Linked DNA regions of Mus musculus: region 2 is linked to region 1. The links are chromatin loops, found by intact Hi-C in ENCODE. Cell type or tissue: left cerebral cortex. All regions are shown on one strand.

The links. Hi-C counts contacts between places; a loop is a spot of excess contacts. Peaks named below come from ENCODE experiments on the same cell type or tissue, not always from the same donor. Only the 100,000 strongest peaks of a DNase experiment are listed, where the experiment ranks them.
Region 2: a loop joins it to region 1, with 4 times the contacts of the local background. A loop is called at or near these places in 27 of 42 quality-filtered maps.

The regions. Positions count from the first base shown.
Region 1 is chr13:34,042,162-34,050,161 of GRCm38, reverse strand. It overlaps Bphl (biphenyl hydrolase-like (serine hydrolase, breast epithelial mucin-associated antigen)), which reads right to left. Exons shown (of 7, transcript NM_026512.1): 2 at 5,635-5,738; 3 at 3,210-3,376. Among named protein-coding and RNA genes, the nearest start is that of Bphl, 8.5 kb to the right of the region's middle. In left cerebral cortex, a CTCF peak has its summit at 3,574 (motif pointing left); a DNase peak (open chromatin) is centred at 3,569.
Region 2 is chr13:34,620,658-34,628,657 of GRCm38, reverse strand. Pxdc1 (PX domain containing 1) reads left to right here. Exons shown (of 5, transcript NM_025831.3): 5 at 1-817. Among named protein-coding and RNA genes, the nearest start is that of Pxdc1, 28 kb to the left of the region's middle. In left cerebral cortex, no CTCF peak of the experiment used is centred here; a DNase peak (open chromatin) is centred at 4,072.

The DNA.
Region 1 (8,000 bases):
CTTTGCTACATTGTCATTGTTATAGAACCTTGAGTACATTGTAGGTTTTGACTTATGTGGGAATCATATCTTCTTCCTCTTGGATAAAATATCCAAATACGGAATCACTGAATCAGCAGCAATCTGCTGTTATTTGGGTATGGCAAGCACTCTGTGTGTGTGTGTGTGTGTGTGTGTGTGTGCACCTGGGTGTGGCTCAGAGGACAATCATGGAGATCGGAAAGGATCTTAAGATAAAATGCATCCGAGTATCTGGTGAAGCCACAGCTGTAGTTGTGGGAAGAACTGGCTAAAGACAAGAGGGAGCACAGTGTCATAGCAAAGCCGTGTCTGTCCTTGGGTGGTGAATCAACCAGGACCCCAAAAATGTGCTCAGCAAAGAAAGCTGACAGAGCATGGCAAAGAGGCTTCTGGAAGTAAAACACTGTCTGAAAAGGTTAAAGTCAAGGAACTAGCGAATGTTAGCCAGGACTCTTGCTGGTGCCACCCCACATGCACACACATTCTCTGGCTAACCATTTGACATTAATATGCAGAATGAGAATCTGTATTATCTATAGCCTAGCACACTGCCCTCCTGGACTCATTTACCAGGAGACAGACCCAGGATATAAACAACATTGCTCGTAATCACAAAATTGACAAATGCCCATGAGCAACTTATAACAAAACATAGCTCAAAATTCACCATTTACCAGTAGATGATGCGTAGAATAAACCAGTGGATACATCCAGTGAAACGTAGCAGCTCTCTTGATCCTGCTGGGGTTATACAATCTATACATAGCCATACCTCACCAGGGATGCCTTGTAATGTATGGTACCAAGAGCTACACACATACGTGAAGTATAGAGCAGATACCTTGGACAGGGGATATGTTAACAGTTGGGGTGGGGTGGGGTGGAGCCAGGATGGCTGAGCAGCATCACATTTACTGGACCACTCAGAATATCATGGGATTTAAAACTCATGACAGAGTGCTACAGATAACATTAATGAACTTGCATTTTAGAAAGACAGGAGGAAATATTTCAGAAGTTTTTCTCATGAGGAAATGATAAATGTTGGGGACAGGACTGGGGAGACAGTGTTGTTGGTAAAGGGCTTGTGGAACATGCATGGGGACCTGGGGTCTCTCTCAGGACACATGTAGAAAGCTAGACACAGTGGTGCATGCATGCAATCCCAGCTTTGAGGAGGTGGGGACAGGAGGATTTCTGGCCATCCAGCCTAGTCTTCTTGGGGAATCTTCAGGCCAATGAGTGATCTTGTTTCAAAAAAAAAAAAAAAACAAGGCACAAAGCAACTAAGCAACAATGGTTGATGAGACAGACATGTTTAACCTGGTTTGGACATTCATTATGCAGTATAGACATATCCTGGAACCTTATTTAACTCTTTGGCGTGTACAATTTTTTTTAAAATGTATTAATGTATAAGCTAAAAGTAAACTTAATTTAAAGTACAAAACATTACAACTATGAATGAATTATTTCTGGAATTTTCCAGACCACAGTTGGCCATAGATAAGTGGAGCCACAGAGAGTGGGAGCACAGACAGGGGACAATGGCAGTGAGCATGTTCATCCGGAAACGAACAGCAAACCAGAAGGATGTGATACCATCAGCACTACACCCCTGTAAGCCCAGCACTTTGGACACAGAGGCTACCCTGTTACACAGTGAGCTTGAGGCTAGCCAGGGCTACCTAGCAATATCCTGCCTCAGAATATCCAAATAACCAAATAAAATACTGTGTTTGCTAGAAAGTTCTGACTCCTTACCTGGGCCTAAACAATAATTAAAAGCAGGACAAAAGCTGGAGGTTTACATCTTCCTTTTGTATCTTCTTTACTTTGGGTTGGATTCCTGCTCAACTCTGCAGGTAGGCATGTTAAGCATTCAAGGACTGTCTATCTAAAGGCTGGTGGTACTTAAGCGATCTTAACCCCTCTACTGGCTAGTTTTATGTCACCTTGACACAAGCTTAAAGTCAACAGAGAAGAGGCATCTTCAGTGGAGAAAATGCCTCCATAATATCGGGCTATAGGCAACCTGTAAGGCAGTTTCTAACTAGTGATTGGAGAGGGAGGGCCTAGCCCACTGTGGGTGGTGCTATTCCTAGGCTGGAGGTTTTAAAGGAAGACAGGCTGAGCAAGCCATGAGGAACAAGCCAGTAAGCAGCACCCCTCCATGGCCTCTGCACCAGTTTCTGCTTCTAGATTTCTGCACTGCTTTAGTACCTGTCCTTTAGTACTTCTTTTGATGATGAACTGTGACATAGAAGTGTAAGCCAAATAAACTCCTTCCCATGTTGCTTTGGTCATGGTGTTTCATCACAACAATGGTAACCCTGCTAGGATAATCCCATCAAGGCTGAAGGCACGAGCATACAAGCAGCGGTGGCACCTTACCGTTGCCTTTCTTAATGTCCTGTTCCAGACATGGTTCTAAGCCTGAAGTCAGCTTGGATTGCAGGAATGGCAGAGCCTTACAGACAAGTCACCCTGTGAGATGACTCCTGAGCATCAACAGTCATGACTTCCTCAGGCTTCCCTGCAGAACCAGAACTGAGATAACACCAGACCACACCTTGACCAGGACAGCTTAATTCTGTAGACTTCTTGCTACCTCTCCAGTTCTTGCTCTCCCTAAACCTAAAGCTCATGTCAGTACCCTGAAGATGGTCCGAAGGGCTTACTTTCCATCTTCTCCAAATGGCAGTTTTGGTTTTAGAACACTTTCCTGTCTCTTCACCAGCATTTCTTGTTGCTTTTTTTGGGTGGAAGCCATGGAGTTGAACCTCTGGTTTAGGACTCCATTTTCATCTGTATAAAGCTGTGTATTTTGCTATGTGTGGTGTGGTGTTGTAGGCCTGCAATCCTAGTATGTCAGAGCCTGAAGCAGAAGGGTTGAGATCTCAAGGCCCATTAAGACTATACAATGAAAATCTGTCTCAAACCAAAGTAACACAAAACAAAACTAAAACTGCACTTATGCCAGGAGACTGGTGGGAAAGGCAGAGCCTTGGTGTCTTGGCAGTAGCATCATTAGATAGCTGGGCTCTGTTTTTACTTGGTCCTTTAGCTCTTCCTTATATTAGACTCACTTGGTATTGCCTTTGTAAAAAGAAAGAACACCAGGAATTAGAACAAATAAAGATGGGCCCAGTCATCTCTCCCCACTCCAGCACTTCTCTGGGTCTCACCTTCATCAAGTCAACAGCATCCTTTGCATCCCTTTCAAAAAAATCCCGTGGAAAATCTCGATCTGGGGGTCTGGAATATCCATATCCTCGAGGGTCCCAGGCCACCAATGTGAAGCGCTTCTTATTTAGGCTCTGAAGCTGAGGTGCAAAATCGGTCTTTCCGCTACCTGAAAACACCCACTGGGTTACGGTCCACTGAATGTTCTCAGCATAGCCAACACCAGAGCAAAATAGAAGCAGTAACAATTTTAAAAGACAGTTCTTGGTGCTCTAAAAAATTAACCAGAAAAACCCCTAGTGGGGGTGGGGAGTTGTGTTGCAATGGCTCCACACAGAGGCGCATTGCCAAGCCTGATGGAGTTAGGACCTGTCTCCGGTCTCCCTCTAGTGGTAATTTTGAGGAAGACATAGGCCCAGAGTGAGGCTCGGGACCAGTATTTTTGAAGCGCTTTTGACAGCCTTACAGTTTAGTCTTCCTATGCCTCCTTTGGAAGGATTAAATAAACCTTACTGAAATAAACTTTCAAATTTGATAGTTTCTGGGTATTAGCTCTCTAAGGACTTAGAAATGACGGAGATCCCAATGGCATACAGGTAGAAGTGTCATATTCCAGATGTTTTCAAATAAGCTAATATAAATGCCTTTTAAGAGTAAGTAGAAGTAAATGAAAACCCTGAAACGTGTGTGTTTAAGAAATCAAATTGTATTTTATCAAACCAGCACGAAGGGGCCTATGCCAAGAGCCTGTAATGGCCCTGTTAATCCCCACCAGCTCAGCCACCAGAGATGTGGTGTGCTCACATCCATCTTGTGTGTGTGTGTGTGTGTGTGTGTGTGTGTGTGTGTGTGTTTGTAAGGTCACATACTAAGAGCTCTGTCCAGGGGAAAGTCCACACTGACTGAGCAGTTTGTTTGATTTCTAAGCACTCAGAACTTGGGCCACAAATATACAGCCAGCCAAGTTCACTTACTATCTAGGTCCATCACACAAATCATTAAAAAACCCACACCAAAAGCAGGTCAATGATTGCCAGCCCTTGTCTCCGGCTTTCTCACAGGAGTTTCTTGTATGCCCTTGAACTAGAAGTATCCTAAAGGAGGGCAAAAAGTAAGGGGTTGGAGGGGTGGTGAGATCAAGCTAGAATAACAGTTTCACCAATAAGGAAACATTTGCTTTCTAACACTGGGCATGCACTCGGAAACTAGGGCCAAGAGCACTAAAACCTTAAACAAATATTTAGGGAACAGACATAATTATCAGTACATGATTCTGCGGGGCACATGGGAAACTAGGGGACAAGGTAGGGGAAAGACTCCCACTGCTCCATTTTAAAGCTGTGGGATCATGCCAATACTTTCCAGAAATGAAAAAAAAAATTATACTGGTGGATGTTTTGTGTAGTTAATGCCGCAGTGTTAGAGTAATTTAAAATCATCTCTAATATGGTAAACTGCTTTTGCTGATGGTTTAATTGGACACCAGCTTTTGGAGTATACATCTCCTTCATTTCAGAAGCTTAAGAAACGGGTGCTAAGTGTCCCAAGCCTCTCACTTGCCGCAGTGGTACTGTGTCAGCAGGGGCCTGGAGAGCAGGGTCAAGGGGAGCTGAAAGTTTTAGCATGTGACCTTTAGGAGAAAGAGGCAAATCACAATAAATCTCTACTGGGATTACACAAATACCAAAAAGAAAAAGGAAGCAAGCAAGCAAGCAGCAACCCTAAAATCCCCCAAATCATGGCGCACCCTCTCTGGAACTTTCTAAACCCGAACTGCTTTTCCATAAAACAGGACTGAGATTCAGCTCCACACACTGCAGGTGGTGACGTGCTCATCTGAGTCTGAGTTTAAACTAGACCAGGCATGGTGGCACAAACCTGTCATCTAAGTGTTTATGAGGCTAAGGCAAGTGTGAGCTTTAAAGTAAGACCCTGTTAGGAAAAGAGTCTTTTAACACTCCCCCTCCCCCCCACACACCTATTATTTTATTAAACAAATCCAACACACCTGGTCCGGATGCATCCTGGCCTGGTTTTGGTAATGTAAGTCTCACATTCCAGAAAGGAATGTCCCCTTGGGTACCAGACAAACTAACTGGGAGGGCTGGTCACCACCTTACTGTCTTCACCATCTGCTCCTTCTTTGGACCCCAGTTTCCTCGACCCCTCTAGTCCTCCCAAGTAATAGGACACCGTTTTCACAGTGTGTTTCAGTGGGGGAAGAAGTGGGTAAAAGAGTAAGAAATTAATCCAGTAGAGAGTTATTTACTTTTCTAGATCATTCGACTTTGAGCAAGGCAAATATTCCTTAAGAGTTTTTTAGCAAGCGCAAACATGAATGAATGATGGATGCTTGGCATCTAGCATCGAGATCCATCGCGGAGAATCTACAGCCTGCAGAAGCGGTCCATGAGAATCCACACATACCCAACATCCCAGGAAGCAGGAGGATCGCATGTTCCCCTTCTCCCACGCGCTGGTAATGCAGGTGAACGCCATTCACAGCCACCTTGGCAGAAGTTACTGCAGTGCTGGAAGAGAAAAGAATTCCCGGAGGAAGACTTATTTACCATGCCAAACTGGTATATTTAATATTTACTATGACAGGGTATCATGCGTGAGTTAGCATCAGTACCCACTCGAGCACACATCACTGCTTTGGTTTGTGCCTCAGTTTTCCCATCCAGGTTGTGTCTTCATAACAGACTGCAAATCTGAACAGGGACTTCCTGTTTTGACCCACTCTGGCACCCGGGAGCTTGACCTCTGACCTAGTTAGATATTTTTTCTTCTTCTGGTCAACTTGACACAAACCTGGGTCCTCTTAGAAAAAAGGAACTTCGATTGCCAAAATGCCTCCGTTAGATTGGCTAAGGGGCTAGTCTATGGGACATTTTTAAACAGTTATGACTGATGTGGGAGAGCCTAGCCCACTGCAGGTGATGCTATTCTTAGTCAGGCAGTCCTGGGTTGTACTAGAAGACTGGGCAAGCAGCCTTTGTCCATGGCCTCTGCTTCAGCCCTTGACCTTATGACCTTCTTGGCCACTCCCATGATAAAGGGCGGTGACAAGAAGGATATGGGGAGGGGGCATGCCAGGACAGAAGAATTGCTCTTCTTCTTGTGGATTGGCAGTGAATTTAAGTCAACCACTGACTTGCTTTTCCTTCTACATACCTGATCCCATCTCTGTCCTTGGTCAAAATGATTACCAAAATGTGGTACTTTTAAAAAACCGAGGTTTTGCTTCCCTGTGCTGGTTTTATCTGATTCACTAACTTCAAGTATAAACAACACAAGCTGGGCATAGTGGCACACATGAAGACCCAGCACTTAGAGGGTAGAGAAAAGAGGATTACACAAGTTCAAAGTCAGCCTAGGATATGTAGGGAGACTCTGTCTTAAACAGTAGCAATAAAATCAGTAAAGAATGTGTGGTGGTTTGAATATGCTTGGCCCAGGGAGTGGCACTATTGGGAGGTGTGGCAATATTGGAATAGGTGTGGCCTTGTTGGAGGATGTGTCTTACTGTGGGAGTGGGTTTTGAGGTCCAGACCCTGCCATGCCTCCTACCATGACAAAAATGGACTGAACCTCTGAAACTGTAAGCCAGTCTCAATTAAATGTAGTCCCTTATAGGAGTTGCCCTAGGTCATGCTGCCTCTTTACAACAATGAAACCCTAACTAAGACAGAATGTATGGTGACGCTTGCTTTTAATCCTAGCACCAGGGAGGCAAAGACAGGCAATTCAAGGCCAGCCTGGTCTACAGAGTAAGCTACACGACAGCAAGGGCTACATTGAGATATCCTGTCTCAGGAAAAAAAAAAGAAAAGAAAAAAAGAAAAAAAAAAAGAACGTGGGCACGTGGGAATATGTGTTGAACATTGGTACATCTAATATAAGCATATAAATGTTCTTCTCCTGGATATTGTATGACAAAATTGGGAAATAAGAAGGCTCATCTACACAAACATCAGAGGGGCAATAATAAAGCCAATGTTGCCAATTTGTTTTTGTTAACATCCTATTCCCCTGGAGAATTGAGCGTTATTGTTAGGAAGGCTTTAAGCATCTTAGAATCGAGACAGGAGCAGAAAACATGTTTTCTACCGACAAAGACGCACTTCAACACAGTTCACTTATGGGCACATCTGCTTTGCTCCCGACCCAGCAGCCGAGAAGACAAAGCCGAGAGGATTTGGCCAGGGAGGGTTGGCTTAGGCTGGAGGCCCCTGGGCCAGATAAAGTTTCCTTTCTCTGTTCCCTGTTTCTGATATTAAATGAAGCAGCTGACTGGTGTTTACTGGGCAGTAAAGCACAAAGTACCATCTCCTCCTTCCATTGTTCCTCAAGCACAGGAGCTCTTTCAGGGTCTTCCTTCCCTGCAGGACCAAGAACGTGCTTGTCAAAGCCATAGTGCGCTATGCAGGTGTTCAAAGGAAAGCCTTCCCCCATCATCCTGAGTGCACAGAGCCAGTGGCTTTGGGGGACTGGTGTTGCTGCCAGAGCCCTGAGGATCATTGCCTCTCCCTGGAGCACTGGTTCACAGAGGCATCCTTCAGCCCATTTGATCATACCCGAGCCTCTGGCAAAAACAGCAACAGCAGCAGCAGCAACAACAACAACAACAATGAAAATCTAACTTCTTCCTGCGTCTGGCTGGATCTAAGGTTTGGTTGCCCATTCCAGATTTCTTTCTAAATTATCACCACCTAGCAGGAGTATAGGGACATCAGGTAGCCAGAGTTCAGCTTACTAGAGACTGGGCATCAGGGAAGGATATGCATAGG
Region 2 (8,000 bases), 580 kb before region 1:
AGGTTCAGCAGGCCTGGGTATTTAGAAAGCAGAGGCACACGGGATCCCGATGACCATAGGCAGCACCGAGGGGCCTTCTTCCTGCTCTCAGCCCCTCCAGCCCGCCTCTTCTGGGATGCCAGGCCATGCTTCTTCTTGTCTCACTGCCGACTTAGGGAACATTCCTCTTGGTCACATGGCCCTGACTCCCCACTTTTCTCTTGTGTGTCAAAGGCACACACAAAGTATTTCAAGAGGATTTTTGCTAAGTTACCAAGTTCTGGACCTCGTGGACGGGGGATATTAAGTGATTCAGGACCTCCCTAAGAAGGATGTGTGGCTCTTTTTTTTTTCTTTACATCTGCTCCCTGGAATCTGGGTTTGGGATGAGCCGGAAGGAGCGTTTACACAACATCAAGCCTGGAGAAGATTGCTAGCTTCGGCGAGGGGAAAGCATTCATGGTCCTGTGCATATGAACCTGATATAAAGTTTTCTTCCAGGGAAGAGAGCGTCCTCCTCACTGCCAGCACCTGTCAGCTCTTCTGCCAGGCGGTGATGCGGTCACCACTGCCTAGGGTGCTCGAAGTCCTTCCCCTGCTGACCTCAATGGCACAAGTGCCAGGATGGATCAGAAAGGAAGGGATGGGAAGGAAGGAAGGGATGCTTACAGCTTAGACCACAGAAGGTCTGGGTCCTGCAAGCTCATGTCCTCACTGTGTCTACTAACGACCAGCACTTGCTAATGTAAATAATAGTAAATTATTGAGAATTCTAATTCTTTTACACAGTCTGTTTTTAATCTATTTTAATTAAATAAAAATCTATTGTTCTACTTTGATCTAGAGAGGATGTTTGTGTAAAAAAATATGTGGTTCATTTTATCCCCTGCCTAGGGATGAGAAAGGTAGATGATGACTCTCAACCCCAGCCCCACCCCACCTCCATCCTGAGACCCGACTTTAGCACTCTTCCTGACACACTAGTATTTAGGAAATGTGTTCTCACCCCAGGGGGCGAACTATTCAAACCAGATAATAGGGTTTCTTTCATTTGGACTCTGGGGTTTCCCCTTCTCTGAGTCCTCTTTGGCAGTCACAGGAAGTGTCTCTGGTGACATAGAGTTACAATACAAAGAGTATTTCCGTGGATTTTGCCTTCCAGCTGTGTGTCCAACTTAATGCATCCTGCTTTTCATATATGCTCCTGAAGGACTGACTGGGGTCCACCAGTAATCTTTGTTGTCTTACCAAATTAAAATCAGTGCAAAGGTAGTTTCCCTTAGCAGTTAACATTGAAGCCAATGTTTTGTGGTCACCCATGCCTTCAATCCCAGCAATAGAAAGGCAGAGACTGGGGTGGGGGTGGGGTGGCTTTTGAGTCCAAAGACCAGCCTAGTCTACACAGTGAGACTCTGTCTCAAAAACAAATGAAAACAAAAGCAAAACCAACCAAAGGAGCCAGTGTGTTCAGTTAATTCCAATCTATGTGTCGATGCTCAGTTGGATGGGTCTTTTCCATTGATCACATTGATCACATTCTATAGACATGCTTCTCAAACCAGCATTTGGCCAGTGGCCTTTTCTTCTCTGTTCAAACTGTTGGCTCAAGCTGGTTCTCTGTCACACAGTGAGCTTAGTTCCCCAGACTCTTTCAGGGTTTCCCTGAGGAAGTGTCTTTTTTTTTTTTTTTTTTAGAAATGTACAATGAGGCCTCTAAAATACAGGTCAAATATCTTTGTGGTGTTTATCCTACCAAATAGCCCACTCTCTGTCTTTCTGTGGAAAACTGTGCATTTCAAGACCAGTTCTTTAGGTTTCCACATTGCAAAGAATCATAGAAGGTAGGGGATGGGTTGGGGGGCTGTTGAAGCTCACTTGCTTTGTACAATACTTAACACACTTAACCTATCATGTACAAAGCCCTGGGTACAGTCCCCAGCAACACATAAAGCTAAGCATGGTAGCATATGGTAGGTTTTTAGTCTCCACTCTTGTTTAAAAGAAGTAAGAGAATCAATTCAAAGCCATTTTTGGAACTGTATGGAATTTAATGGCATCTCATGATTCATGAGACTGTCTCAACTCTCCTTTATCACCCCCACCCTAGAAAAAGAAAGTCTGAAATGTAAGTGAATATTTCTTTGATTGATTTTTTTTTTTGAGTCAAGTTCTGGCTGGCATGGGTTCAAAGTCCTTCTCCCTCATACTCCTGAGTTCTGGGATTGCAGATGGATGGATATTCCTTACAGTGTGATGGCATGGTAACTGACACTCATCAGGGATATAGGATGACAGATGTGGTGGGTACAGAGCTTGTCAACACACACAGGAAGCCACTGCTGCTGTTTAGACTAGTATACTACTATTACTCAATCAATACAGAGAAAAAGTCTGACGTCTTTGGTGAAAAAAATCCCAACTGTGAATATGGGCCCAAAACAAGGACAAGAAACTTGACCAAGTAAAATTTAATTTGCAGTCTCTAGATGGTCAGTTCTGAGAATGACCAAGGGGCAGGTTCAAGTGTGAGATACATACTCCTGTCATCACCATCCTCCAGAGACCTGCTTCTCCCTTTGCTTCGTGGGTGACCACGTTCCTCCCACTGTACTGGCAGCCAAGGGGCCATGCTGACCTAAGCCTTCTCCTTTGTTACTCGAATTGTGTGCTAGCTGCTCTTCTGGGTTTTCATTCACCGTGGACAAGCATTTACTAAGCAGTGTGTGATTCAAGATCTTTTGGCCAGTAAGATCATTTAGGTCAACTAAGTTGGAAAAGAACCTTTTTCTCCTATGAGGCTTATATAAAGTAAAAATGCAAAATATGATCGTCAACAAACAGGATGTATCCTCTCATCACTTCACACAGAATTCACATACTCAAAAAACACCCATGGAAGGAGTTACAGAGACAAAGTTTGGAGCTGAGACGAACGAATGGACCATCTAGAGACTGCCATACCTGGGGATCCATCCCATAATCAGCCTCCAAATGCTGACACCATTGCATACACTAGCAAGATTTTGCTGAAAGGACCCTGATATAGCTGTCTCTTGTGAGATTATGCCGGGGCCTAGCAAACACAGAAGTGGATGCTCACAGTCAGCTATTGGATGGGTCACACGGCCCCCAATGGAGGAGCTAGAGAAAGTAATCAAGGAGCTAAAGGGATCTGCAACCCTATAGGTGGAACAACAATATGAACTACCCAGTACCCCCCAGAGCTCATGTCTCTAGCTGCATATGTATTAGAAGATGGCCTAGTTGGCCATCACTGGAAAGAGAGGCCCCTTGGTCTTGCAAACTATATGCCTAGGTACAGGGGAATGCCAGGGCCAAGAAGTGGGAGTGAGGGGGAGAGGAGAGTGGGAGGGGGAGGGCATGGGGGACTTTTGGGATAGCATTGGAGATGTAAATGAAAAAATACCTAATTTTAAAAAAGTGTGTGTGTGTTGGGGGGAAAGACATGCCCTTCTTGAAGAGCAGGCATGTGTACACACTTATGACCTGGTCATTCAGTGTACCGTGTACTCACATAGACAGCACATTCTTATAGGGGTGTTTCTGGCCACCTTTCCTTGAGCCACGTATCCTTGTTTGGGGCACAGAGGCTTCTCTATGAGACGCACTAAGAGAAACAGGAATATTAATCACACAGGGATGTTTCCTCAATGGAGGAGGAAAAAAAATCAAATACCTGCATTCTATCCAGAATGCTGGAGTTTCTTAATGACCCAGTGACCTTTTTTACTGTCTGTGGAGGCAGACCTCACCCACCTTTTGCTGTAGAGGCAGATAACACCCAAGTTCCCCAGCATGAGTATCCCAAACTCTTCCCTCCCTAGACCTTTACCCATCCTTAGGGGAGGTGGCACATGTATTTTATGGCCTGCTGACCTCTATGCTATCAGTCAGAGACCACACTAGCTTCTAGGCCTTTTAGCTATAGAACCCACTCTCATGGTCTCATGTACTTTGTACAAGAATTTCTATGCAGTCACGCTTTAAGCTTTATTGTGCACCTAGAATTGGAGTGATTGGGCTGACTGTTGCCTGGAAACCATTTCCCAAATTGTACTGTTTTAAATATTGCTGACAATGAACTAACTGCCTGGTATTAGACTCCTGGAAGTCTGATCCAGGTTGACAAAGGCAGTTCAGTTCATAGGTTAGCTGCTGCAGCTCGATCCACTTGCAAACACCTCACATATACAGCAGCAGTCCAGTCTGGTAGTCAGGTTAGCAACAGCAGTGACATGACCTAGCAGAGATAGCCAGGCCTTATCCTCAGTATGAGATAGCAGGAGGGGCCAACAGGAACACCAGGCAGAGTTCTCATCTGAGTCTTTCTCAGGGAAGAGAAGATCAGTGAAGACTTGAGACCCACAAGTGTTGCACAGCTAGCTGTACCAGCAAGCCAAGCTCTGTCTCCATCACTCCATGGAATTCTATTTATACCTTCCAAACATCACATGTCTTCCACGTGCCTGGCCTCAGCACATGCATCCAATCAGCCCAAGTCCTTGAAAGTGCCAACAAACTGAAGCATACTACCAGACATTTTTTTGGTGTGTTTCTCTCTATGGTGTTCCGACAAATGCAGCTCAACTACGCAATGTAAGGCAGACCAATACATGAATGTTGTTCGCAAAGAATCCTTCATCAGGTATTCTTTCACATGCTTGCTTTAGCAGAACGTCCTCTCTCCTGTGTCTGCTTCAGCAAAACGTTCCTTCACGAGTCTGCCTTAGCTTTTCGAACCTGTGTCCACTTTAATGAAATGTTTCTTCAGGTGTTTGCTCCAGCAAAACACCATCCACTGACTTTCCAAAGAACCCTTTAGTTTCCATGTCAGAGGACATTCTGTCACATTCCCAGCAATGACTTTTTTCATCCTATATCTATGGCTACTATACCTCATATACCTCTTACAGACCTTACTGTAATTTTAAGAGAAGATTTTTATTATTATGTTGGCATGGCCAGGCCAATAGATCAAGAAGTGACAGCCACCTAAGGGATACTTTGTTATCCTTTCTGATCCCCAGTGGAGCCGCACGTGACATGGGAGCTATATAAGAGAGCCCTAGCAGCAAACCTAGAAAGAGCCTTCAGCAAAGCTTCTGTGGGAAGGACCAGGTCAGGCATGGGGGAGGGGCTGGAAGTGTAGACAATTTAATGCTTTCAGGTCAGAAGACCATCCCTAGTTGTTTGGTATCTGGGCTCAGGCTGACCAGGGCCTGTGGGTAGTGCCCCAGAATATGAAAGCCAGAAAAGGAAGTGGCTGAGGATGCGACTCTGGATTATTGAGTCCTTATTGTGAATCTCTAAGAACTGGCTAACCCATGGGAAACAGTCTAAGTTAGTGTGTCCCCAAGATGCCTAAACATCAAATATAGAAACTAGAAAATATGTTTATCACACACTTGACTTTATAAACCCTAGTCTATGGGGACATCTGGTTTTATCACATTTAGGGGATACCAAGAAAATCCAAAATGTAGCATGTCTATATGCCTCATGATAAAATCTATACCTTACACAGGGTACAAGACTCTATGTAGCTGCTTTTTTAAAAATGTTCTTGTTTGAGTGAGTGATTTATTGTTCTGGTCCAAAAATTACAAGAAGGAGATTTTCAGCATTCTTGACCTCACCCTACCCCTCACAAACATTGCTTAGTTTCTAGTGTAACTGTCACATATATGTGAACATTTTCTGTACTGGGGATCAGACCCAGGGCCTTGCACATTAGGCAAGTGGTCTACCAGTGAGTATATCCCCAGCCCTTTGGGTTTTTGGAATGGAGTTTCTCTCTATATAGCCCAGGCTGGCCTCTAACTCACAGTCCTCTTGCCTCAAATTCCTAAGTACTGAAACTACAGGTGTGTGCTATCATGGTCAGCCCATCTAATAATGTTACCTAAATACTAAGCAGGTAATATATTTCTTAAGCAGCAGCAAGAAATCCCTTGTAACTATATAACTCATCATTTGTGATCAATAAGGAAATCTGGAAGCTTTTGCTCTATAGTTACATCAGAAACAAATTTTTCACACGTGTTAAATTTTATGCCTAACCCAAAAGTGTTGTTATGTGTTAGTCATTTGTACCACTGTGAAAAAGCAGCCAACATAAACACCGGGAAAAGTTGTTTTTTGTTTTTTTATTTTTTAACCTCAGGATTTCAATTGTTGTTTCTGGGTATTGCATGATGAGAAAGAGTCTTGAGGTGGGCAGCATGTATCTGTTTCATCACAGACAAGAAGCACAGAAGCAGAGAGATGCCAGGACATGATACACTTTTCCATGATGGCCCACTTTCTCCAGTCAGACCCCCCATTCACTGTTCCCACCATTTGCCAGTGACCATTCAGTTTTGAATCTATCAATGGAGTAATTCATCAATGTGTCTAGTACCCACATGATCCAGTCACTCCCTCAAAGCCCTCCTAAAGAGGGACAAGCTTCATACACTTGAGCCCCAATCATACCAGATTGTTTAAGGGTTTAGCTAGGAAGAACACTTGATCCTTTAGACATGTTTAATTTTCCAGACTTCTAGGTAATAAATGTTCTGTGATTTGCTCCTAGTTTCTGGGTAGGGTGGACATAGAGTAGTGGAAGGTTGTAAAGAATGGTCAGATTACCACAGGCTGTCAGACTTACAGATGGTAAATTTGAATGCCAATCTCATGTGGGTACACACATACTGGACTATCTTGACCTAGATGTCCAAATGTATATTGAGTGTCTCAGAAATTAGAACACTAAGAAAGCATTGATGGCCAGGGCATTTATCTATCAATAGAACAGTCAAATTGACCTAAAAGCTACAGGAATTAGAATAGAGAATTAATTAGAAAAATGCCACTGAAAACAGCATTGGTACCAATGCTTTAGAATTTTCCTGGAAGGCATTTCTTACCCCCTGCCCCTAGGATTCAATAAATCAGTAGTATAAGGAGTTTTGTCCATTGAGACGGCTCAGTGGGTAGAAGCCCTTATTTATGGGCATGGCAATCTGAGTTTAATCCCTGGAACCCACAAAGTGACAGATGAGAACCTATACCTGAGAGTTGTTTTCTACTCTCCACACATACTCTGTGGTACATACTCTTTAACGAATAAGTCATTTTAAAGGTGACTATCCCTATTTCCACACAAGTGAGTGGAAATTTGACATAGACAGGCAATGAATTTATTGGAAACCTTGAGTCAAATGAAGAAGCAATGGGGGTGGTGTCACCAACAGGAAGGTGAACTCTAGCTTCTCCCCATCTAAGTGGCCCTGATTAGGCAGATGTGACTGAAATGGGCAGAAAAGGAGTTATGAGGGAGGACCCTCTTCCTTGTCCTGGAGCACCCTTGATCATCAGGAAGATGCTTCTCCAGGAGAAGTGTGTCTATGGGACATGTTTCATCTTCTAACCATGTCCTTGTGGGTGGAATAGCCAATGTCTGGATCTGATCATCCAAGTTCGTTACCTTGGTCAAGATCTTTCTCTGACAGCTGCTGTTTGATGGCACTAAACAGCTTTGCCTCTTCAGAGTCACCGTACCTGACTTCTCTTCCTGAGTTATTTCTTTTACATGTATTTAGTGTGTGCGTGTGCATGCACACATGTGCACAAGTGCCACCGAATGCTTGTGGAGTCAGGGAACAATTTGCAGGAGTCCATTCTCTCTTGCTACCAAGTGGGTCCCAGGGATTGAACTCAGGTCATCAGCAAGTATACCTTTACCTTCTGAGCCATCTAGTCAGCCCCCAAGTCACTTCTTTCCTAGATAGTTGAGTATGTTCAGATGGGACATACACTCAAGTCTTGGGATGAAGACTTCCTGGTCGAAGAATATGCAACTCGCTCAATTGAGTGTTTGTTTGTGATTTGCTAATCCCAGATGCTGCGCTTAATATTTTATTTTATTTTTAATTTCCTTTTTTTTCTTGGTTTTTCGAGACTGGGTTTCTCTGTATAGCCCTGGCTGTCCTGGAACTCACTTTGTAGACCAGGCTGGC